Linked DNA regions of Mus musculus: all the other regions are linked to region 3. Evidence: chromatin loops called from intact Hi-C (ENCODE). Cell type or tissue: heart. All regions are shown on one strand.

What was found. Hi-C counts contacts between places; a loop is a spot of excess contacts. Peaks named below come from ENCODE experiments on the same cell type or tissue, not always from the same donor. Only the 100,000 strongest peaks of a DNase experiment are listed, where the experiment ranks them.
Region 1: it touches region 3 in a loop (2.3-fold over the local background); 4 of 42 quality-filtered maps call a loop at or near these places.
Region 2: a loop joins it to region 3, with 3 times the contacts of the local background. A loop is called at or near these places in 23 of 42 quality-filtered maps.

What each region holds. Positions count from the first base shown.
Region 1 is chr12:15,725,257-15,733,256 of GRCm38, forward strand. It overlaps Gm40287 (a long non-coding RNA gene), which reads left to right. Exons shown (of 6, transcript XR_872503.1): 5 at 89-209; 6 at 773-1,620. It also overlaps the pseudogene Gm4804. Among named protein-coding and RNA genes, the nearest start is that of Mir6387, 72 kb to the right of the region's middle. In heart, no CTCF peak of the experiment used is centred here; DNase peaks (open chromatin) are centred at 4,645 and 6,265.
Region 2 is chr12:15,539,250-15,547,249 of GRCm38, forward strand. No RefSeq gene overlaps it. Among named protein-coding and RNA genes, the nearest start is that of Gm40287, 63 kb to the right of the region's middle. In heart, no CTCF peak of the experiment used is centred here; no DNase peak of the experiment used is centred here.
Region 3 is chr12:15,795,710-15,803,709 of GRCm38, forward strand. All of the region lies in intron 2 of Trib2 (tribbles pseudokinase 2), which reads right to left. It overlaps Mir6387 (microRNA 6387), which reads right to left and starts at 5,392; the gene lies at 5,285-5,392. In heart, no CTCF peak of the experiment used is centred here; DNase peaks (open chromatin) are centred at 2,512, 4,672, 5,452 and 6,022; H3K27ac peaks cover 234 bases.

The DNA.
Region 1 (8,000 bases), 70 kb before region 3:
TTGGCTGAATAAATGCCAATAAAATAAATGACATGGTTTTCTCGTGTTGAATTTTGTATTATTTGAGTCACATTCTTTCTTTTTGCAGGGCTTACTTCTCAGGTAGAGGCTATTCCAGATGATTCTGAGAACACATCTAAGCAACTGTATCGAAAGCCTTCACCCTAAACGAAAGCCTGGATTTGCTGATATGGAAAATATGAATCTGTGTATGTAAATCTCATCCTCCACATTTATTCAATGTCTATTGTCCTAGAAGAGTTCAGAGATTATTAAGTCATTCTGAAGTCTTAAAACCTCTAGTAGCTGAAATTCATTTTCCTAAGATAATTTGCAACTCAATTTTCTTCGAAAGGGATGTGGTCAGACACAATGGAGGTAGTAGTGATGGATCCCCCTGATGTCCCACGCTACATGACGTGGCACACAGGATCCTTCTGCAGTAAAAGCTTTAATGCGTCTTGAGAGGGAGAGCATCAGCTTACAGAGCGAAGACCCCGAATGGCAAAACCCCGTCCCTTTTAAGGAGAATTGTCCTCTGCCTCGGACGTGTCACTCCCTGATTGGCTGCAGCCCATCCGCCGAGTTGTTGTCAAGGGGAAGGCAGAGCACATGCGCAGATTACTTGTTTACTACTTAGAACACAGGATGTCAGCGCCATCTTGTAATGGCGAATGTGAGGGCGGCTCCTCACATCCCCCAGTGGTCATCTCATAGGGTCTTCAAAAGGAAACCAGTGAGGACAAATGTACAGAAATGTCTACATTTTTAGGTATGGGCAATCACCTGAAGGAGAATGGTGTGCAGCCAAGATGGCCTAGGAGCTACCTGGAAGATGTGATCATTCCACATGGGTCCTGTTCCCCTTCTAGGAATGTTGATGGTTTCTACTGTCACTTATACCTGAGATATCTCACCTCCACCTCCACTCTGTCCTAAACTCTGCTGTGGAGCAATATTTCATTCTAAGTGTCTTTTGCTTGGGATGCTCCTTCTGTTGCCCACATCCCTGAGATAATTGTTAATTTTTTCAGAGATTGATACAGGGATCATCTCATGCAGAAACACTCTCTCTCTCTCTCTCTCTCTCTCTCTCTCTCTCTCTCTCTCTGTGTGTGTGTGTGTGTGTGTGTGTGTGTGTGTGTGTGTGTGTGTGTGTGTATGTGTATATACACAGGTCAGACTTAGTATCATTCCTCAGGACCTCAGTCCACTTTGGGTTTTTGTTTTTGTTTTATTTTGTTTTGTTTTTTAAACAGAGTGTCTGACTAGGCTGGGACTCCTCCCTGGCCAGCCAGCCCAGCACATCTGTTTCACCTTCTCAGCCTCTGTATTGTAAGCAAGCACTAAGACAGTTGGATGTTGTTTGTTTGTTTGTTTGTTTGTTTGTTTTACCAAGAGTATCAGAGAAAACTCAGGTCCTCGTTCTCAGATGGCAAAGCTTTTTCCAACTGAGCTACCTTCCTACCCTGCTTTCATGACTCTCTAATCATAGTCCCTGAAACATACTCTATGGGAAGGACTGGAGGACGGACTGATGGATGAAAAGACTCTAGGGCAGTGGCTCTCAACCTTCCTATAGCTGCAACCCTTTAATATAGTTCTGCATGTTGTGGTGACCACAGCCATAAAATTATTCCATTGCTACTCCATAACTGTCCACTTGCTTCTGTTATGAACTGTAATGTAAATATCTAAAAAGCAAGATGCCTGATTTGTGACCCTGAGAGCCCCCAGAGGCGTCACTACACGCAGGTTAAGAACTGCTGCCTAAGGTCTTCCTAGGTCAGCTCTTCACATAGGACTGTCCCTACAGCACCACCATGAAACATTCCTCCTTTATTTTAAGGCTTAGGACTGAGACATACTGCAGCTTTGTGCCACAGCTTGATAGTACTGAGGTTTGAACTTCAGGCTTACCAGAGCATTAAAAATGAGTGTCCGCCATGTAAATACCAGTGGCAGTAGCTACTCATATAGTGGCACAATTACAGGACACCCCTTTTGGTAGAATTAGCCAGTGATTGCAGATATTGAACAGCAATATGGAAGTGTTGATAGAGTACATGCTTTGTTTGGGTAGCCTGTTGCTGGTACCTCCATATTTTGTGTTTCTGTTTGTGGATACAGACCCAAAGTATTCCATAATCATCAAAACAGATGGTTTCTCCACTGCCACTCGACTGAGAAGACACAGATACTAGGCAAGCTGCACAGAAGCAAGGATGGCCCTGCTGTATTTGGCTTCTTGCTATTCTCTTAAGCAGAATAAGGGACACATGAGAAAAGCAGACTGCCAGGCCTTACTTCAGAACAACAGACTCAGATCTCTACTATGTCAGGTTCAGGACGAGTGGTTGTCAACAGTCTGTCTGGCCACTAATGACACAGTAGGATTGTTCTTTTCCAATTGCTCAGGACACTAACCTCTTCTAGAATTATTTTCTCTCTGTCTCTCTGTCTCTGTCTCTATCTGTCTGTCTCTCTCTCTGTCTCTCTCTCTGTCTCTGCCTCTCTCTGTCTCTGCCTGTCTCTGTCTCTCTCTCTCTGCCAGATCATCCCTATGGAATATATTAATAAATTATGTGTTGTTCGTTACTATACAATATGCCCCATGTGACTTACTTCACACTAGCATTTGTTCCTATAGAATGATCCTGCTGTTCTTCCTTGATAGTTTGTCTAACCTACCACTCTTCAGCTAAACCCTCTTGTCTTAGTTGCATGAGCTCAATACTCAGTGTCATCTGTTTAAAATATTTTCCCGACTCTCTGCTCCTCCCTGTTCCAGAGACAGCTGCATCTTCTTGTGCAGTGCCAGCCTCGCGCCCATAGACAAAATGGTGAAGGTCGGTGTGAACGGATTTGGCCTTATTGGGCGCCTGGTTACCAGGGCTGCTGTCTGCTCTTCACGTGGCAAAGTAGAGATTGTTGCCATCAACGACCCCTTCATTGACCTCAACTACATGGTCTACAGGTTCCAGTATGACTCCACCCATGGCAAATTCAATGGCACAGACAAGGCGAGAATGAGAAACTTGTCATCAATGGGAAGCCCATCACCCTCTTCTAGGATCGAGACCCCGCTAACATCAAATGTGGTGATGCTGGTGCTGAGTATGTCATGGAGTCTACTCGCATCTTCACCACCATAGAGAAGGCCGGGGTCCACTTGAAGGGTGGAGCCAAAAGGGTCATTATCTCTGCCCCTTCTGCCAATGCCCCCATGTTTGTGATAGGTGTGAACCACAAGAAATATGACAACTCACTCAAGATTGTCAGCAATGCATCCTGCACCACCAACTGCTTAGCTCCCCCAAGCCAAGGTCATCCATGACAACTTTCGCATTGTGAAAGGGCTTATGACTATGGTCCATGCCATCACTGCCACTCAGAAGACTGTGGATGGCCCCTCTGGAAAGCTGTGGCGTGATGGCCTTGGGGCTGCCCAGAACATCCTCCCTGCATCCACTGGTGCTGCCAAGGCTGTGGGCAAAGTCATCCCAGAGCTGAACGGGAAGCTCACTGGCATGGCCTTCTGGGTTCCTACCCACAATGTGTCCATCATGGATCTGATGTGCCTCCTGGAGAAACCTGCCAAGTATGAAGACATCAAGAAGGTGGTGAAGCAGGCATCTGTGGGCCCACTGAAGGGCATCCTGGGCTACACTGAAGACCAGGTTATTTCCTGTGACTTCAACAGCAGCTCCTAATCTTCTACCTTTGATGCCGGGGCTGGCATTGCTCTCAATGACAACTTTGACAAGCTCATTTCCTGGTATGACAATGAATACAGCTACAGCAACAGGGTGGTGAACCTCATGGCCTACAAGGAGTAAGAAACCCTGGACCACCCACCCCAGCAAGGACACTGAGAGCAAGAGAGGGGCCCTCAGTTGCTGAGCTTACTTTATCCCAACTTGGCCCCCAACACTGAGCATCTCCTTCACAGTCGGTGCTGCTGACTTCATTGTTTTTGTTTCATTGACCACTTGTTAGTGAGAGGGGGTTCAATAGAAATGAAGTAACTTGATTTCTGTGATTGTCATCAGAGTTATTTTGAGATTCAAAAGGATCATGTGCAAAACTAAAAATGATAAAAGACTGAGTAATTTCACAAGTGGGTGCCAAGCCCTCTGAGGGAGCTACACAGGTCCAAATGTCTTCCAAGAAGAAATCATGCCCATGTATTGATGAAAAGAGATCTCCCTGGAGATAGACTTCATGGCTTCTGCATTGACATGTATGTAACTGGCTACATTGTAGCAGTGTAAGAGTGAGATGTATCATTTCACGAAAAACATAACTTGAGCAGACGCTCCCTTGATAGATTGAATTTCTCCCAAATATGATGATTGTTTCCTTCTTGAGGGTGGTAAATTCTTTAGATCATGAAAATTTTTTAAGTAGAAGTAAATTTGCTGCTGGAAAAAAATGTTGTACATAGCATTCATATAACTGGACCATCTATATCTGCAGATTCTGTCAACAGCTCTCGCATGGATCCCTGCACCACACTAACCCACCCCTTAGGTCCTGTTCAACCTTCCTCTCTTTCCAAGAATGGAATCTTGCCTCATGACCCCCGTGCTTCCTTCATGCATAATTTCCTCTCTGCATGAAAGCTGTGCCAAAATGTTGTAGCTGTTTCCAATACATGGCTTCTCCATGTTCCGCTGAAATTTTCTACTTTACTCTGGGGACTGCAACACCCAATTCCTGACCTTGGCTTGTGGGTTTCACTGTGTGAGTTAGAGCACACTTTTAGGATCAACAAATTCACATCAACTGCTTCCCACAGCCTTACAAATAACAAAGAGTAAGGAAGAGGGCATAACTAATGGCTGGGGTGAAACAGAGAATTGGTTTGCTCCGTCAATGAGATGCCTAATGGGTTATCTAATCCCATCAGCTCAACCCTAAACAGATGTAAATATAAGCAACACTAAATGAACTCCATACATTTTATATATATAAAAGAAGAGGCCATATATTTGAGAGGGAGTGGAGGTAGACACAGGAGGATTTGGTGAAAGAAAAGTTGGTGAGAATGATATAAACACAGTACTCATATATAATAAAAGTTAAAAATTTTTAATTTAAAAAAATGTAAGAAATTGGTAATGTCATGGTTCAAGATTCAGCGTCTACTTTCAGATGAATTCTGGCTCAAAGCCTACACCCCTCAATTTCAACCTATAGGAACAAGATAAATCATTTAAGTGTATTAGATCTCAATAACGTCATTTAAGTACCTAAAATAAAATAGTTTATTAAGGGATTATCTTGAATATTTAATGAGACAGTTTATCTACAAAGTGGCTGCCATTTTTTTTTAATTTTAAAAGCATGCAATTAGTTGAGTGTAAAAAAACAAAACAAAACAATTGTTTAATGCCCAGAAAAGATACACTACTACATTATTTTAAAACAATTGATACATTTATTAAATTATCTGTATATGTATTTATGGCAGAGGTGCTTGTGTTCCACAGTGAAATTCTGAAGGTCAGAACACAATTTGCAAGTCAGCTTTTTATCAAACCCATGTCATCAAGCTTGATGGCAGCCACCTTTCCCCACCGATCCACCTTTCTGACCCAAGAGCTACATTGTTTTTACTAATTAATTAAATGAGGGGAGAACCTGTAGGTTCTTAACCACAGGATAATTATCAAAATGATATGCCCATTTTATGAAAAGGGAAAAGAGGTTAATAACTGTGGATCATTTGCTATTTTAAAATTTGGAGAGGAAAACTCCCAAAGGCTGTAGAAACAGTTAATACAGAAATGTACTCTATAGTTTCTTGTACTAGTGAGACTTGAGGATTAGCTAAAGCTTGGCAGTTAGCTTCCTGGTGGCCGAACAAGAAGAGAAATATAACAAATTGCAAACTACTCGATATCCACAAGGTAAAAGATAGCTCAAACTTAAGGAAGAGGACAGTTGGCTGTACTGTACTGTCTTCAGCCCCTTGGTTTATTTGTTCTCCTTAGCTGGGTCCTCACAATGTTACATGATCCTGTTGGAATTTGGTTGGTCCCTTAAAGGTGAAGAATATTTCAGAGTCTCCCCAGCAGAAGTAAATTACCCTCAGAAGGGAGAAGAGCTTCATTTTCCAGCTGGCAAGCAGCTGGTGTGCACTCTCGCCTTTTTGATGAATGGAGCCATTACATTATCTGTCTCCTGTATTCTGGACCACCCAGCACCTTCTTGGCATTGTCTTTGCTTGGGAATAATAGTGTCTTTGTTTGGCTTGCCAAAACACTGTTTCTGCAATGTGACCCGCTGGAGAAGAGTTCCTAGCTGAGCCATTTCCTCTTTGAGAGGCTTTGGCCCTTTTTTTGAGTGTGGAAGGGCTGTCTAAAGACTAGAAAAGTATTCATCTCCCCAAGGACCCGCAGTGAGTTTCGGATCCTATGCCATTGCCTCCATCAGCATCTTCCCACTGAGGAGGTACTCTCCCTTGGCTAGACAAATAACACATATTTTCTCAGCTCACCCTCTTGGCAAGTCTAAAATGCCTATTTCTTGTTATATGGATGAAAAGACTGAAGTCCATGGGTAGAAGGACATAGCCAAGATCACACAGCAGGAGCAAAACAGGAAAGTCACTTGCATTCTGAAGTCTGTGGTCTTCTGAATGCACAATAATCTCACAGAATAATATTTCATCAAGGACCCAATGAGGCAAGCATTTTGTTTTTTCTCATTTATTCAGTAAATGCTTAATATATAGTGACAAAAATAGACTAAGTGGTAACATAGGCCTTGGGGTGAAAGAGACACGTATAGCGCTGCCTTAGAATTTCAGTTCCACAGCTGTAGATAGACAGATCATATGGCTTTAGGACAGCTGATAGACAGAGTTCTTTGTTTTGCCTTGTACTTCAGGGTCTTCTGCAATACAATCAACCTCAGACAACCATTTTTGAAAGCTTCAGTAAGATATGTACCAGGGAGTTTGTCCTATATTAACCATAAATTATAAAGAATACAGTGGCAGGTCAGATAACTCAGTGGGTAAAGGTGCCTCAGTCATACTTGAGTTTGAGACCTGGGACCACGTTGTAAAAGTAAAGGATTGGCTTCTCTAAGTTGTCCTCTAACACATACACGTGCACTGTGGCATGCCATTCATTACAAAGAATATTAAGACCTTCTACGGTATATAAAACCACATAGAAACCCTTTTTTTCTGTTAAATGTTCAATAAGTGCCCTAGGACAGCAGGTGCTAAGAAAGTGTGGTCTGAACTCCTCTCATTTAGAGTTTTTCCAAGGAACATTCTTGAGGAGAGTTGAATGTACAAATTCATATAAGAAAATTGAACACTTTCCTCACATAGATCCGAATCCTTCCTCACTGTCTTTGAAGCCTTGGTAAACTGGAAATAACAATGATTTATGTTTTCAGGAATGACAAAGTCTTTTGCTTTGTGAAAAAACAACAACAACAACAACAAAACAAAACCAGAAAGGCCCATTTGTAAAATGAGTCCAATAACTACAGCAATTGGATATTTTCCTTTGCAATCATGGTTTCCATCCTTTCCATGCCAAATGCTATTATTCTGATAGATGATAATTCATAATTGAAATGTATTTCATCTCTATTGACAGATAACTCCAACTCCTCTAGGCATGGCCTCATATGCCTGCAGTCCTAATAACACTCAGGAACATGAGGCAGGGTGATCATAAATGTGAAGACAGTCTTGTCTACATAGTGAGTTCCAAGCCAAAATGGGATACTTCGTGAAATCATAATTCAACTGCATTCCACCGTAAATTGGAAAAAGGAAACCAACTCCAATTCACTCTAAGATCAGTACCTTTGTAGGACCAGAATGTTCTTCTCAACATGAAGTTAAGACTTTGCCTGCTTGCTCTTAAGCCCACTGTAAGTCCAATCTTAGAACATGACCCAGAGTTTTTGTAATTTTGTCCAAATAATCATTGACAAGTTCTTATTTTTCTTTCTGCATAGAAGATAAA
Region 2 (8,000 bases), 260 kb before region 3:
CAGTAAAAGTGAAGGGTCAGAATACAAGTAGCTCAGAATTGATTTTGCTCACACTTAAAGGTGGGTGGGCTCAAGGAGGTATTGAGAGAAAACAGAGCATTTGGGATACATTTAACAGTAAAGGAAGGCCCTTAGTATACAGAAGTACCACCCAGAGACCTGTGGGATGGGTCAAGAGTATGGCAATTAAAGGTACAGGGCAGAAAATCCAAGACTATGGCACAGTGATGGTCAGGTTGCAGGATCAACAACAGAACTTCTCGTGCATTTTCCTATGCACAATTTCATTTTGCTCAATGTTTTTCAATAATGTTGGAGTTATGAATAGGTAAGGTAGGTAGCCAAATTAAATACTAACTGATAAAAGTTCATGAAAATTTATTTTAAAGTTACTCTTCATATACACAAAAGTTGACACAAAATTTATAAAGACAAAAGCATTTTTTTCACACTAATGAAACGTCTGTGATTGTTTATTTCCACATAAGAAATAAATCTTGGCTGAATAGTTGATATTGTAGGACTCAGAGTATCTTCATTAATTTTCTTTTTTATTAGATATTTTCTTTATTTACATTTCAAATGTTATTCCCTTTCCTAGTTTCCCCTCTGAAAAGCCCCTATCCCTTCTCCCCTCCCCCTGTTCACAAACCTACCCACTCCCTCTTCCTGGACCTGGCATTCCTCTATATTGGGTTATAGAGCCTTCATAAGAGTAAGGGATTCTCCTCCCATTGATGACCGACAAAGCCATCCTCTGCTACATACACAGCTGGAGCCATGAGTTCCACCATGTGTACTCTTTGGTTGGTACTTTAGTCCCTGGGAGCTCTGGGGGTACTGGTTGGTTCATATTGATGTTCCTCCTATGGGGCTGCAAACCCCTCAGCTCCTTGTGTCCTTTCTCTAGCTCTTACATTGGGGACCCTGTGCTCAGCCTAATGGATGGCTGTGAGTATCCACTTCTGTATTGGTCAGGCACTGGCAGAGCCTCTCAGGAGACAGCTATAGCAGGCTCCTATCAGCAAGCTCTTCTTGGCATCCACAATAGTGTCTGGGTTTGGTGGATGTTTATGGCATGGACTCCCAGGTGGGGCAGTCTCTGGATTGTCATTCTTTCAGTCTCTGCTCTGAACTTTGTCTCTGTAACTCCTTCCATGGGTATTTTGTTCCCCATTCTAAGAAGGATTGAAGTATCCACACTTTGGTCTTTCTTCTTCTTGAGTTTCACGTGTTTTGTGAATTGTATCTTGGATATTCCTAGCTTCTGGGCTAATATCCACTTATCAATATGACAACATGTGTCATGCAAAGTGCATGTGCTGTGTGGAGTGATTTCACACAATTAAGCATGGAGGATTACTGCCACAACCTTGTCAAATTATGCATTTCATTTGGAATTGATTTTGTTTATGACATATACAGAAATATTTTGCTGATGTCCAACTTTTGTGACACCCACCCATTCCCACACACAAACATTCAATTACATGACCTTATATGAGGTTATGACCCAGTTTAAGAAACAATGGCTTAGAAGACAAGAATGGACTGAGATTAAACAGTAAGGTGGAGAAGATGTCACAAAAGTCAAAGAGATAAATGTCTCTTGCAACATTATGTGGCATTAGTCCTCCTTGATAAACCTGTTTGGATTTTTTTCTTTGTTTGGGATTGTTTTTTGTTTTGATTTGTTATTTCCCCATCTGTTTTAACACTTTTGGCAAATATGATACCTAGGATCATCAATGGGTATCCTTGGATGATCAACTCAAAATCCAACAGGAGTCAACAGAGCAGGAGGGAGGAGGGGTTGTTCTGGAGAGATCCACACGACTGACCATTATATTAAAAAGCTATTTCTCCAAGTTGTTCTCCAAATTTGCATGATGGAAAAGTTTACCTTTGTACTTGACAACCAATTGTCTTAATCTCCAGTCATCTTAACTCAACAGAGAAAAATTGATTTCTGACCTTTTTATAGATAAGAGGTTTTTCTGAGTCCACATTGAATATTCTACAACTGAAAGAACCTAACACATCCCTGCATTTCTTCACAGTAATGGAATCAAAATGAAATTACTCGTGTTCTTAAAGAAAAGAACTGCAGCTTGAAGAGTCAACATAGACTTCTGTCTCCCTAAGAAGCAGTAAATGTGAGGACATTTTTTATTCAACTACATAACTGGATCACATAGAAAACACCAAATTGTTGATTGGCAAAACTGTCCATATTAGTACAGTCCCCTGGTAGGGAAAATGCTGGCAGGAAGGAAAGTTGATTGGATGGCACATTTAGTTGGACAGATTTTTAAAATTGTTGTCCCTTTTATATTTCATGTTTTTGTCAGAAATCAAGAGAATGGAGTTTTTAAATCAAAATCAAACAGATAAGTATGGCAGTTTTATGTGTGAAAACAAACATAAGCAGTTCTATGCAGACTCAAGCATAAAATAATTCAGGCATGATGCTGGACTTACTAAGGTCAGCTGGTTTCTCCCACCAGAAACAATGGCTCTCAAACCTTATACATGCCACAGCCTCCTACCATGGGACATAACCTTTAATCCTATGAAATGTTTTGCTAAGTCACCATGTTGAAGTCTTGGAAGTTCACTAGGCCACCTAACATCCAACCCCATCACCTGAAGGTAAAATCAATCAATCAATCAATCAATCAATCAATCATATACCAGCGCTACAGCTTCAATGCACTCACTGTCTACATCTCTCCTGCTCAAAGATCAGGTTTTTGTTATCATCTGTCCCAAATTCACATTAGTATCTCTGAGGACAATGGTGCCCCTCTCATAACTTTCTAGTAGAGTGAAATAAAAATCCTTGTGATCAGTGCAAGAAAATAAAAGCAAGATTAACTAGTGTCTACCACTAACCAATATACAACACATGTGGTCGAAACCTCTCTGCCAACATGAGGCAGAAAACAAAAACAAACAAACAAACAAACAAAAACCAAAAAAAAAAACCAAAAACAACAACAACAAAAAAACCTTCTATTTCACAGTTCAGATATAATTATTGGCCACATTTTCCCAAGCAAAGATGGTGACTTTGGCTCATTCCCTGGGAGACTTTTCTTCCGGTCTTGGCACAGGGGTTGGCTTTTCTTTAACAGATTGTAGTAATGTACCTTTCACTTGATCCAGTTCACTCATTTATTCATTCAAAAGATATCAGAACCCAAAATGATACTTGAGAAGTAGCAAGATAGCAAACCCACATATTCACAGAAACCAGGCACCACTGGCTGCATCTGCCTGTCAACAGCATACCAGATTGGTCCAGCAAATGATCAGTTAACTCTAGTGATTCATTCTCGACTTATAACATTTCCAAGATGCTGAAATTCACCCATTAGGACAAATTTGTGGATGGCAGCCATTCTTCCAACTATTGCACCCTTTGAACTCCTAAACAAATTATGTATAAATGTTCCTAAACATCACTGTGGAAAGTCCTTCCAGTAATGAATGTGACTCATGCTCTGAATTTCCAAGCAGCTATTGAATAACATGAGCCGAGTGTTTTGTCCATGGCCTTGACCTGACCATTTCCACTTTAAAGATGTTTTGGCTTGGGCATGATTTCCAGAGCTGAGGTGGGTAAGAAGTCACGATTGTACTTGCTTCCTCTTTCTACACATTCCCCATGTACTGATTTTCCTAGTAATATTACTAAAATACAATTTATAAGACACTAATCCAATCACTTGATTCCTTTGCTTATAAGCCATCAATCACCAAATCATAGCCACCACCAAGGTGCCATTTCCCTTCCAACTCACAAACTCTGAGCATTGAAGTACCCCCAGTGACACAGCATATTCACAGGCCATATTCGTGGACTTTCATCTGACCTAGCTCTCCATAGAATGGTCCTGAAGTGTCATTCTTCTCTCATAACAAGCAGTCCTCAAGACCCAAGTTGTCAAAAGTGACTATCTAAAAGAGCATTCACTGACAACGCTAAACACAGGTTCACATAGCCTTCCTAAGTCAGTTTGCCATCTCCCTCTTACTGGAATTTCTTGCTAGTAAGTATGCAGTTTTGTTAAATGGACTATATTTTTCTCACTAGTTATTGAAAATCTCCCAATGCCTTACTATAATTCCATAGATCACTGTGTTGGTTGCAAAGAGTGACTCTTAGGATTCTTCTCCAATGTTGTATTGTCATCTCAGAACTGTGTAGCCTAATGGACCCCCTTGGTAAACCTCTACTCCCAAAAACATTTACAAGTCATAGTACCAGCAAGATTATGAAGTATCAGTGAAAATGGTTGTGGGGCACTACAACATGAGGAACTCTATTACAGGTTCACAGCATTAGGAAGGTTAAGAACCCCTGGTATAGAGAGAATAGAGAAACTTGCCATATGGGCAAGAACTATTCATCAGACCATAGCCAATGTACAGCTTCATTCTTCACTAGCATGTGCAAGTCCTGGTGAAATGATTCTTCTGAGAGTGTCATGTCATATCACATATTTCATAGCAAGAGTCACTGGTTTACTTTCAGTCAGTCTAAGAGAGGATGAGGCATAGAGGGAAACAAGTCATTGACTATATAGAACACATAGATTTTCCCTTATGGAGTCTCACTTTGTACAGAACCTGTTCAATATGGAATGAATTCAGAGTGTGTATATGATGATTATATCCAAAATATGTTCATAAATAGTTTGCACTTGAATATCAATTGATATGTGATGAGAAAAGTTTTTGTTTGTTAATATGAATACTCACTGAGCACTTGCACAATATTTAAAGACTCACAAAGATGGTAGTCATCTTGCTGATATTACCAAAAGCCAGAATCATGTAGAGACAAGGCAGCTGATGTTCATCAAGGTCAGATAACTGGCCACTTATCAAAACCTTGTTGGCTACACTCTACTGAAGGCCCTTGGACCATTGCCACCCACATTGTGCATATCTTTGTGCTGCTTCTTGGCACATTTAAGGAGACTGTCCTGAGTTTCTAAAAATTGTCCCCAAGGATGGCAATGTGAAAGCACACCATGAGGGAGTAAGCACCATGGGCTTCTACCATGTAACGTGAAAGAGACCAGGAACTAAGCTTCCCTGAGTAGAAGGGATCACTGACCAAGGAAGTTTCTCAGGAAAACCAATTAAGCTTCTGTTTCCATGGAATATCTGGATTCCCCAACACAACACACAAACACACACACACACACACACACACACACACACACACACACACAAGTGTGGATATAAAACTGCTCCTTTCTGCCAACTCATATTGTTCAGTAAATAGACCTCACCATTTCCTGGGATATGAGCCAATTTGATTACCTCCTTTTTCCATGCTTGGAAGCTGCTTGGCCGTGATCTCTTTAACCTCTGCAAAACCATGGGAAATGAGCTTGTAAATGCTGTTAATCCTTGAGAAGATTTTAGATCTGTGGACTTAGGTGTTTACTGGGAAGACACAAATTTCTCTGACAACAGCTATCATCCTGGTCAACACAGAACTCTGGACAGCTCCTACTCTACCCCCACCTGAAAAAAGAATCGTAGGAAAATGGTCTTTGCTACCTCACCAGCATCCCAGCACACTTGGGCTTTCTTTGCTCTCCATTCTCAACTCTCTTGTTTGTTTTAAATGACCTTAAGAATCCCTCAGATTTTATTAATTGCTTTTCAGTTTTCTCCTAACTATTTTAGATTGGAGGCTGATGAGATGATTAATGTTAACTGGTTAATTAGAAATAAAAGTTATGCCGGGCATGGTGGCGCACGCCTTTAATCCCAGCCTTTGGGAGGCAGAGGCAGGTGGATTTCTGAGTTCCAGGCCAGCCTGCTCTACAGAGTGAGTTCCAGGACAGCCAGGACTATACAGAGAAACCCTGCCTCAAAAATAAATAAATAAATAAATAAATATGTAAATAAAAGTTATTTATTGTTCTTGAAACCAGCTTTGGAACACCCTCTGGCTTTCCTATGAACTTCTGCCATCACCAAACTCAGGTCAGACCCCTCAGCTCCAGTTTACTCATCCCCAGCATCTTCAGTTCTAAGAGGAAGGTCTTGACAGGTGCACAGAAAAATAAAGGCTTGCATAGGTTAATGAATTTATTGTACTTTTTTGATAGTAATGCTTTGGGTAGTTTATCTTTTGGCAAATATGATAAAGTTGTCCCTTAGTCTCCATTCATGTTTCTCTTATTTCTAGTGTCATTCCTAAACACCAGCCCTGGTTTCTCCAGCATCTGCCAATATGTAAGACCAATAAGCCATCTCGGCTTTAATAAATAGCACAATTCAGAGGCAGATCTAAGTATCTGCATGGATTTCCTGGATATCATTTCAAGTAACACAAAAGTGACAACTTGAGAATAAAATAAAGATGGAAAATAAATAAGTGCCACAGAATGCCTAAACCATAATAGAGCAATGGACAAGTTCTAGGGGGCATGAATATTCATGAGGTTTACAGTGGGGTGGCATGTGTACCTTCAGCTGCTAAAGCTCTAAGTAACTTGAAGAAGTCGGAAAGTGAGTATGGAATCTGATCTACCTGCCAACACAACTTACCTCAGCTCTCAGTTCAACTAGGATCAGAGAAGACAGACATAAAGGAATAGATGGGAGTCATTACCAGCCCTAAAGAACTTGGTTTTCATAGGCACTCATCTACTGCAAAGACAGACAGATTCTCTTCAGTGAGGATCATGACTACTGAGGCCAAGAGACATTTTCCTTTTTATTTTTCCAAAGAGATTGTATAATTGTTTGATGGTCAATAATTCCCTGCATTGTACTGGGGGGGGGGGCGTGTACCTCTCTAGAAGGATGGGGTTATTCATGTGTGTAAAGCAGCTTTGGCCTTTTCACACAATATAAATCTAGAATACAAAGATTTGTTCAGATCTAATTGATTATCCCATCTTCCTGACTTGTGATGATAGTGACTGGGTATGACCTTGAGCTAGCTCTTAGGATGCTGTACTGGCTGGTTTTGTGTCAACTTGACAAGCTGGAGTTATCACAGAGAAAGGAGCTTCAGTTGGGGAAATGCCTCCATGAGATCCAGCTGTGGGGTATTTTCTCAATTAGTGATCAAGAGGGAAGGTTCCCTTGTGGGTGGGACCATCCTGGGCTGGTAGTCTTGGGTTCTATAAGAGAGCAGGCTGAGCAAGCCAGGGGAAGCAAGCCAGTAAAGAACATCTCTCCATGGCCTCTGCATCAGCTCCTGCTTTCTGACCTGCTTGAGTTCCAGTCCTGACATCCTTTGGTGATCAACAGCAATGTGGAAGTGTAAGCTGAATAAACGCTTTCCTCCCCAATTTGCTTCTTGGTCATGATGTTTGTGCAGGAATAGAAACCCTGAATAAGACAGATGGGGATGGATTCATTGATGTATGGGAAGATGGAATTGACTCCCAGGGTTCTAGTCCATTCAAACTTTCATATCATAAACTGAGTGGCTTATAGATCATAGATCTTTATTTGTAATCAAATTCAGTATCTGGTATAGTACCACTTTCTTCTAAATGGAGAAGTCTCAGTGTCACTATGTATTGTGGGAGAGTTTAGCTAGCTTTCTGGGTCACTTTTCTATGCTATCTAGTAACATTAAAACAGTTTACAAAAGAACTCTTAATTATCCCCTCAAAGCCCCATATCTTTGTATCTTATCACGTGGAATATTAAGCTTCAAAACACAACTTAAGGGAGCATCAACACAAGTTCAGAACACCAAAATTTGAAAATTCCCTCAGCTCCCTACTTGCTCAGCTGAGGTTCCCCCTTCTTCAGCCTCCTTACAGTTGTATCTTGTGACTAAGTTCTAGGCAGTGGTTTTACTCCCAGGTGTCCAAGCTCAGCTCATTATGGGCAAATCAGATGACTTCCAGGACTCAGCCATTAAAGTCTCCCAGAGTTCTCCTACAATTTCCTTCTCCACATGCAAAAGACACAGTGGTAGATAGACTCCAAAAGAAGGTAAAGCCAGT
Region 3 (8,000 bases):
CTGTATGGTTTATTTTGAGGGTGCTGTTTTTTTCTTTTAATACAATAAATTTTACATTAAACGATTCACCATCATAACCATTTTTGAGCATCCATTTAGTTCACTCATGATATCCAGTAATCACCATGCACCCACCCGCACAAGGCTGTCTCTGTGCCAGATCTAACATTCCGCAATACACAGCAACATGTAATTCCCTCTGGCATTCCCTGAGCCATCTTCTACAACACCCCTACCCCATGCCTGCTTTCGAATGCTCCTGAAACTAATGGCCTACGAAACTAAGGAGGCTCTAGCTGTGTTAATCTGGAATTGAACTGATTAAAGACAAATCTTTCTTTCTCCAGCTTATTTCTCTTAATAGGAGGTGGCAGGTGGCAGTGACCCACCCACTGGTCTCACCAGATGTTCCAAACTGCCCAGAGAGGAGACTATGAAGCCACAGGGAGGGAGGGAGGAAAAGAGGGAGGGAGGGAGGGGATTCTGAGTAACATATACCAGGGCTCCTCTCAACAGCTCCTTCCACCTCTAGCTTCCTTGATTCGGCAGCAGAGCAGTTGATGTAGCTATGAACTGTAACCTTGGAAGTAATTCCTACTTCTGTGTGAATGGCTACCAGTTCAGGAGGAAAAGTTGGAGACAGAGGGTTCAAGTTGGGGCAGGATTCTCATTACAAATCCCTCTAGGAGTGCCCTAGGTCATCCACATAGAGGCCAGTGTCCTTGTCATGTCTGCTGATTGATCCCATGTCTGTGTCCCTACCCTCCGAGCCTAATCTATCTGTGTTACACACTCTTCTGATTGCCTCAAAGGCAATGTCTCACTCAGTCCCTCCGAGGACTCATAATGTCCCCTGCTTAGAATGTTCTGCTGAGGTACAATTCACTGTGAGTCGGCCTCTGTTTAAATGACATGATGTAGGTCTCACCTGTGTGCCCTACACAAAGCTGCCCTGCCGCTCCGATCAGCCTTGGCAATGCTGCTCATGTCCATCAACACAGTTTGTTATTCAGAACTCCTAAATCGCTAGGTGGTCATCTTGGATGAACCCTGGCTTCCTCGCCTCCAGGAGCTTGTGGAAGCAAAACAGAGTGACTTTGGATACAGAGGGAGAGACTTGCTACCTGTTGCTGCTGTGGCTTACATGCCTGGGCCCACTGCTGGCACCAACTGGCTTATATGAATGATACAGACAAGCAGATGCTGACTATGGGGGTTTCAGCTCTGCTGTAAAGAAATAGTAGCCCCTGTTCTACTATCTAACTAGAATTATGTAGAAGTCAGGACAGGTCTATTAACCAGGCCTGTGATGGGGAAGGAGAGACAACAGGAATGAAACCCTCCCTCCACCTTCTCGGGAGGAACTCCACAGAATTTATGCTATGCCAAATCTTTAAACCTGTAGTGTAGTCCCTGTTTATCTCTTGCACATCATAACTGTACATTCTGGTTATTTTTTACTCCTACCCCCATATTTAAAGTTCCCTGACCCCTCATCATGGAGACCCGTGTGTGGCCCCATAATTAGGGCTTTGGACTGTAGCCAGGACCACCACATTGTCCATTACCACTCCCCCAAGTGAAGTTCCCCTCTCTCTCCCGTACCTCAAGACAAGAACTCAGAAACTATGCAGATGCTTAACGCAACAGAATAAGGTTACTAAAACCACTAGCCTATAACTGAGGCTGGGCTGCTCCTGGCCAATCTACAGGGGACTTCAACCTCCTTCCCTTTAGCCATTCTCAACCTGTGAGTCGAAACCCCATTGGCAAACCGTTATCCTTCCAAATAGTTACATTACAATTCATAACAGTAGCAAAGTTACAGTTATGAAGTAGCAGTGAAGATAATTTTATGGTTGGGGGTCACCACAACAGGAGGAACTGCATTAAAGGGTCGCAGCACTAGGAAGGTTGAGAACCACTGTTTCCAGAGCTCCATCAGGCAAGGTCTGAGGATGCAGTGAGGAGCAGCTGGATCACTCTGACTCTGGATCATGTGCTGAAGCCAGTGAGCTGTCCTAGGAACCAGGGCAACTCAGATAACAAAGCACATACCGAAGTCAGCTTCAAGCTCAAGTTCGTTCTTTAAAAAGTACTAAGTACAAATGTCAAATGTCATCTACATGCCTAATGCAATCCATGTGTTTATGGATCTGTTTTCTTTACATTATGACATAAGTGGAGTATATGGTATGTGTGTGTGTGTGTGTGTGTGTGTATGTACCAGGAGCCCTAGGCACAGAGGCCAAGTCAGTCACATCCAGACTGGGTGCTCAGTTATCCCATGGAGCCCGTTCAGCCACTGATACTCAGAAGGCTCCATCCAGGTCGGTACAGCCAGCTTCTACTTCCTTCCACAGCATCAGCATCCAAGTCAGGACAGAGGAGAGGGGAAGAGCAGCCTGGAGACAGGGTGGAAAAGAAATGCAGCCCCAGAGGCTCTCCCTGACCTTGCTCCTCCCCGGAACATCCTCGGCTTGTTTATATCACTCCTAACAAGGGTCGAGGCAAGTGGTCTGGATTCTATCTTTAAACACTGATCTTCCGGGATGTTCTCCATGTGCTGGGACAGAGGGAAGTGCGACAGGAGACTTGGGCTGCAAGCCCCAGTGCCTGAGGTCCTATTGTGCAACCACAGGAGCTACCCAGTGCCTCCAAGCCTGACCCTTTATCTCCTCTCAGGAACGGAGCTGTCTCTGCTTCTTTTTCCAGGACTGAGTTCAGGGAAGTGACCTTTGCAAACAGATTTCAGAGTAGACATGAATGAATAGACTTTTCCTGAAGTCTCCTAAACAGTCTGGGGGGTGATGAATTTCCCAGGCAAAGAAGTTGATTTCCATAAAAACCAACAAGAGCATCTGTGGACCTGGTGATTCAAATAGCCCACTAATCATTCAGGCATTTAAAAGACATTCAGGAGCACTTACTCTGATAGAACTCCCAAATTAGGCACTAGGGATGTGTCCATAACAAGCAAGGCCACAACCATCCCCTCTGTTTTGCTGAGGATTAAAGTAACTCAAGACAGGATATCCCAAAGAGCCCAGTGTAACAGAGCTGACTATAGCATGGTAGTAACTATACAGATCCAAATGTTCAACTGAGATTCCTGCTCTCAACCCCAGAGCTGAGCGGTGCAGACAGAGGAGCAAGTATAAATGCAAGGCTGGGCAGATGGGACCAGAGAAGATGCTGTGCCCACATTTTCCATTGGGACTTCTGTACTTGTTCACCCTTGCTTGAGATGCTCTTGCCTAGTATGTGGGTTAGCTCAGCCTTGTCTCTCAGATAATCAGGCTATCCATTATTGTGTTGGAGGAGACAGGGATGATTTATGACGAAAACATTTATGAAAGTGACATGGTGATAGGAGGGGGAGACAAGAACAATGGGGACTGAATAACTATAAACTCCAAGGAAGGCAGAAGCCTAGAACAGACCACATTGGACCAGGGAAGCTAGATCTCCCTGGGCCCACTTCTGCCTGTCTCTGGCTTGAGAAGGTAACAAGATGAGTTGCTTTAGACGTCACAGATAGACGATGCTCACAAGAGGGTAACCTGTGTACTCAATGATAGGCAACCTAGTGCCAGGCCTGTATCATCATAGCTCAGGGCCGAGTAGGGAAGCCAGAACTAGCAGAATTCTATTCCCCTCCCAGCGCCTGTGGGGCAGCAAGATCCCCCCTCAAAAACCAGGTCCCCTCACCCATCTCCAGCACAGGCCCCAAAGATCCTCCAACTACCAAATCCATTTCGCAAAGTAACCCAAGGCTCTTTCAATTGTTTCTCTCCCATGAAATATGATGTAATAACTACTATGAAAAGGGCTTTTCTAGCTTCTATATTCCTAATCATTCTGCAGCTGTCAGGCCGTTATGCTTCCTAGAGGACACCCTTACAATCACAATGCGATGATCTGAAAAGCAGCAGTACCCATGTAGCACAGACAAGAATCGCCAGACGCTGGGATTCAACAGCCTGCCTTTTTGTGTCTCATAAAAAAAAAAAAAGAAAGACTGGGCTTAGGCTATGCATGATTCCTATCAAATAAGGAAACAGAGGTGGGGAGAATTAAACACCCCAAGGCACACCCAAGCTAACTGAATCAGAAGCTCACCTGAATTCATGTCAGGAAGATTCGGGTGTCACTGTCCCCTCCCAGTACATCATGGTACCATGATCAAAAACTAAAGGTGCTGAAGATGTTTGCAAAGACATGGTGCTAAGTAGATGGAGACAGGGCTCTTCCAGTTTCAGATTTATCCTGTCCCAGATTTATTGACATACAAAGCCATCCTATGAGTTAACTCAGTGCCATATATAGTACATGGTGTAGATAGAGATGTAGAGATGGAAAGACCCATATACTTTCTAGATGAAAAAGGCTAAGCTATCAAAAGCTGAGGAGACTTGCTATCTGGCAAGTAAAAGCAGAGCTGGTATTCAAAAAAAAATTTTTTTTTACCCTCTATTATAGTGTCCTACCTATGACAACAAAAAGAAAGAACAAAAGGAGAGAGAGAGAGAAACCAGCCCCCAACAACAAACCATGTTTTGCTTTCAAACCCTTAAGCCTCACCCTGAGCTCCTGGCAGGAAGAAGAGAGGACAGGGTGGAACAGAGTGGAGCTCAGCCAGGAGTTCAGCAAAGTGGGCCTGACAGGGACAGGAAATCCGGGCGCAGATCATCCAGAGCTGCAGACTAGGTCAGCCTCAGGGTCCAGGGCAGACTAAGAGCCAAGAAGAAAAGATGGGCTACTGCCAGGCTGGCCTTACTCTGTTCCTGAAAGTGTACCCTCCATAATCAGGCCAACTGTGCAAGAAAAATCCCCACTATAGTGAGTCACAGAAGGTGCCCAGGAAAGAACCATCTAGCACTGTAGGTAGCATGGCTCAAACTCTGCAGCCCTACCAGACCTGGTCAGGCTGCTACATGGCACAAAACAGTCCTTCATTTAATCTTGTTTTAGGTATGTACAGATTTTTCCAGTAATCAACTGTGAGCCACTTCTGCTCCAGGGCCAGTATCAGTGGTTCTCCTGTCTGGAAGAGCTCACGACGGATGGCAGCTGGCCCACAGTCAAGAAAACCCTCCATGGTGCAAGACAGATGTCAAAAGGAAGGCAAATGCCAGGGAAGCTAAGCCACAGTATCTTGTACCAGCACACAACCCAGGACTGGTTGTTTGCACATATTGGATGCTCAAGACAATTGGAAAGACCCCAGCAGCTGAGAAAGGTAAAGGACCTGTCAAGACATGGCTAGGATGAGGAAGCCACTTGAGTAACACACCCACTGCAATGGAGCCTCCGGCATTGTGGGCACACCTCTGACTCACTGAGGCCACCGGATACACAAGGGAAGCCATTCCACCTGGAGTGTCATTCTACTGCTTGGAAGATTCCACAGAAACCACAGCTTGCAGCCCTCAGGGCTTCCTGACTCTTGTCACCATGGAAACAGACAGGGAAACCCGAGCTGGAACACAAAGCCACACTGATTCCCCATTCACCACTTGCTTCCTGCACTTAGAAGTGGCTCCTGAAGGATCTGTCCTACCCCAGAGCAATGGATTGATTCACGTCTCGGAAAAGCTTCTCCAGGATCGGTGCTTGTGAGCGAGCATGCCCTTTGGTTTTGACATTGTACCGCTCAGGCTGGGTATCTACCTGAAAGCTCCTCTCTAAGCCTTGGGCATTCCCTGGGCCAGAAGAGGATGCTTCCCCTGGCAGGCAGCCCAAAAACTAGGGATCCCTACAGATGGCTTAACCAACAAGTTCAGGGAACCAAAAAGTCTGGCCATGTTTTAGTATTGACGTGTTTCAGATGTAGAGAGTATAGCTTCCAGTCTCACTATCCCTGGTTGTCTTCCTTGTATACTTCTCGCCATTCGAATATGGTTCCAACAATTGGTCTAGAGAGTCCATTTGTGGGCTTCAGGTCAAGAACAAGATCAGGGAATGTATCCAAGGCCCTAGTCACCTGTCATTCTCATTACTGGTTCTCTAGATGAGCCCCACCCCACAACAGCTCTTCTGCCCCACCCCCACCCCCCTATCCCCAGGTGCCTCTTTGTTCCACACTCCAGCTGCTGAAATAGTGAACTGCCCGTCCCATTGTCTTTCCCATTCTGGGCTTTCTTTTACTGATGCTTGCCCCACCAACATCTAGCACTGCAAGCAGACAAAATAAATACTTAATAAACATTTGCGAGGACAGATGATTTCAGGATCTAAGCCCCGCTTCCTCCAACCCTAACATTCATATCTAGGATTCTTAAAGAATAATTAAGAGCTATGTCTGGAGCCCAGAGAAACTTCAAACAGATTGGACTTTTCCATTGGCTAGAGAAAACCCCACAAGGACTGGAAAAAGCACATTTGGAAAATGTTTCTATCCACTGCCTTCTATATCTGTTCAACACAGACAGGGATTTTTCTTATAATATGCATCTTCTTGGGTGTGAGGGACTATTGATACATCCATTTCACCAACTGTCACTCATTATATAATTAAAATGCTAAGTCCATATCATACAGTGCTGTGAAAGAAACAGAAGCCACCCATGGAGTAACAGGACTGCCTGTGGTTTTGCTTAATTGGTGGTACCATCCATAAATGTCAAAACTGCTTGGAAATCTGAGCTTCAGGTAGACACTGGGTGCTGGCTCCACTAAGTGTACACCTGTCTAACTGTGTCACAAGAGTCTTTCTAGGGAGTTGGGTTTGAGAGGCAGTATCTTACACATATGACATAAAGGACAGAACCTGAAGCTGCCATTATGTTTCACAGGGAAGACTTTACAGCTAGCTTCCCTGGCTTCAAAGCTTGCAGAAACCTGGCTGGAAAATAATGGGCCTCAACTTCCTTACCTGCAGATGTACAAAGTCTCTACTAGGTGGTTTTAAGTTTCATCAATTCACACATCGACAGACAGTATGAGCCAACAAGATGGTTCAGTGGTTAAGGCACTTTCTGCCAAGTCTAATGAATTGAGTTCAATCCCAAGAATCTGCATGGTATTAGGAGAGCACCGACTCCTACAAACTGTCCTCTGACTTCCATGCATGTGCCTCAGTATCCATGTGCCTGAATGCATACATGTGCACACTTGCATGCATGCACACACACACTCAGTAAACAAACAAACAAACAAACAAATAAAAGAGTAACTAAATTGAAATGAGTTGATTTAAGCACGGTAGTTAGGATAGAGTCATTCTGATCCATGTGGATCCTATAAAAACAAGACACTGGCTTCATTGGCATAATAGCCTCTAGAAGTGCCTAGCACATAACTGGTGCTTAACAAGTGTTCCTTGAATGAACAGGTGAGTCTCCAAGTTTCAGATTTATAAAGTGCAATCCCATAGACAGTGGCTGGAAGCAGGGATGGCATTGGCATCTTTCAGATCAGCCAGTGCAATAGGCTCAGTCCTGGGGGCTTTCCATACACCATCCCTAATTAATTACAGAGAAGACTAAGGAGGCAGAGGCATAAAGATCATTGCAGATTGGAGGCAAGCCAAGGTTACATAGCAAAACCCTTTTGGGGATGGGGGATGTTCAAAGTGCAGGAAAGATGGTTCAAAACTTAAGAGCACTTACTATTTTTGCAGAGGACCCATTTCGGTTTCTAGAACTCACTTGGGTTGCTCACAACCACCTGTAACTCTAGTTCCACTGGATCCAGTGTCCTCTCCTGGTCTCAGGGGATACACAAACACGTGTGGCAAAAACACATACACACACACACATACACACAGAGACAGACACTGGCACAGACATAGGCACACACACACACACACACACACACACACACAGGCACAGACAGGCACACACACACACACACACAAATAAAAATAAAAATAAGACTTATGAAAAATGAGAGAGGAAGCTGAGATCATAGGACAAAGTGGAAGAATTTAGTTTCTCACCACTGTGCCAACTTCCTACTTTCCTAGGTCCTCAGACACTCCCATCAGTTGAAGGACT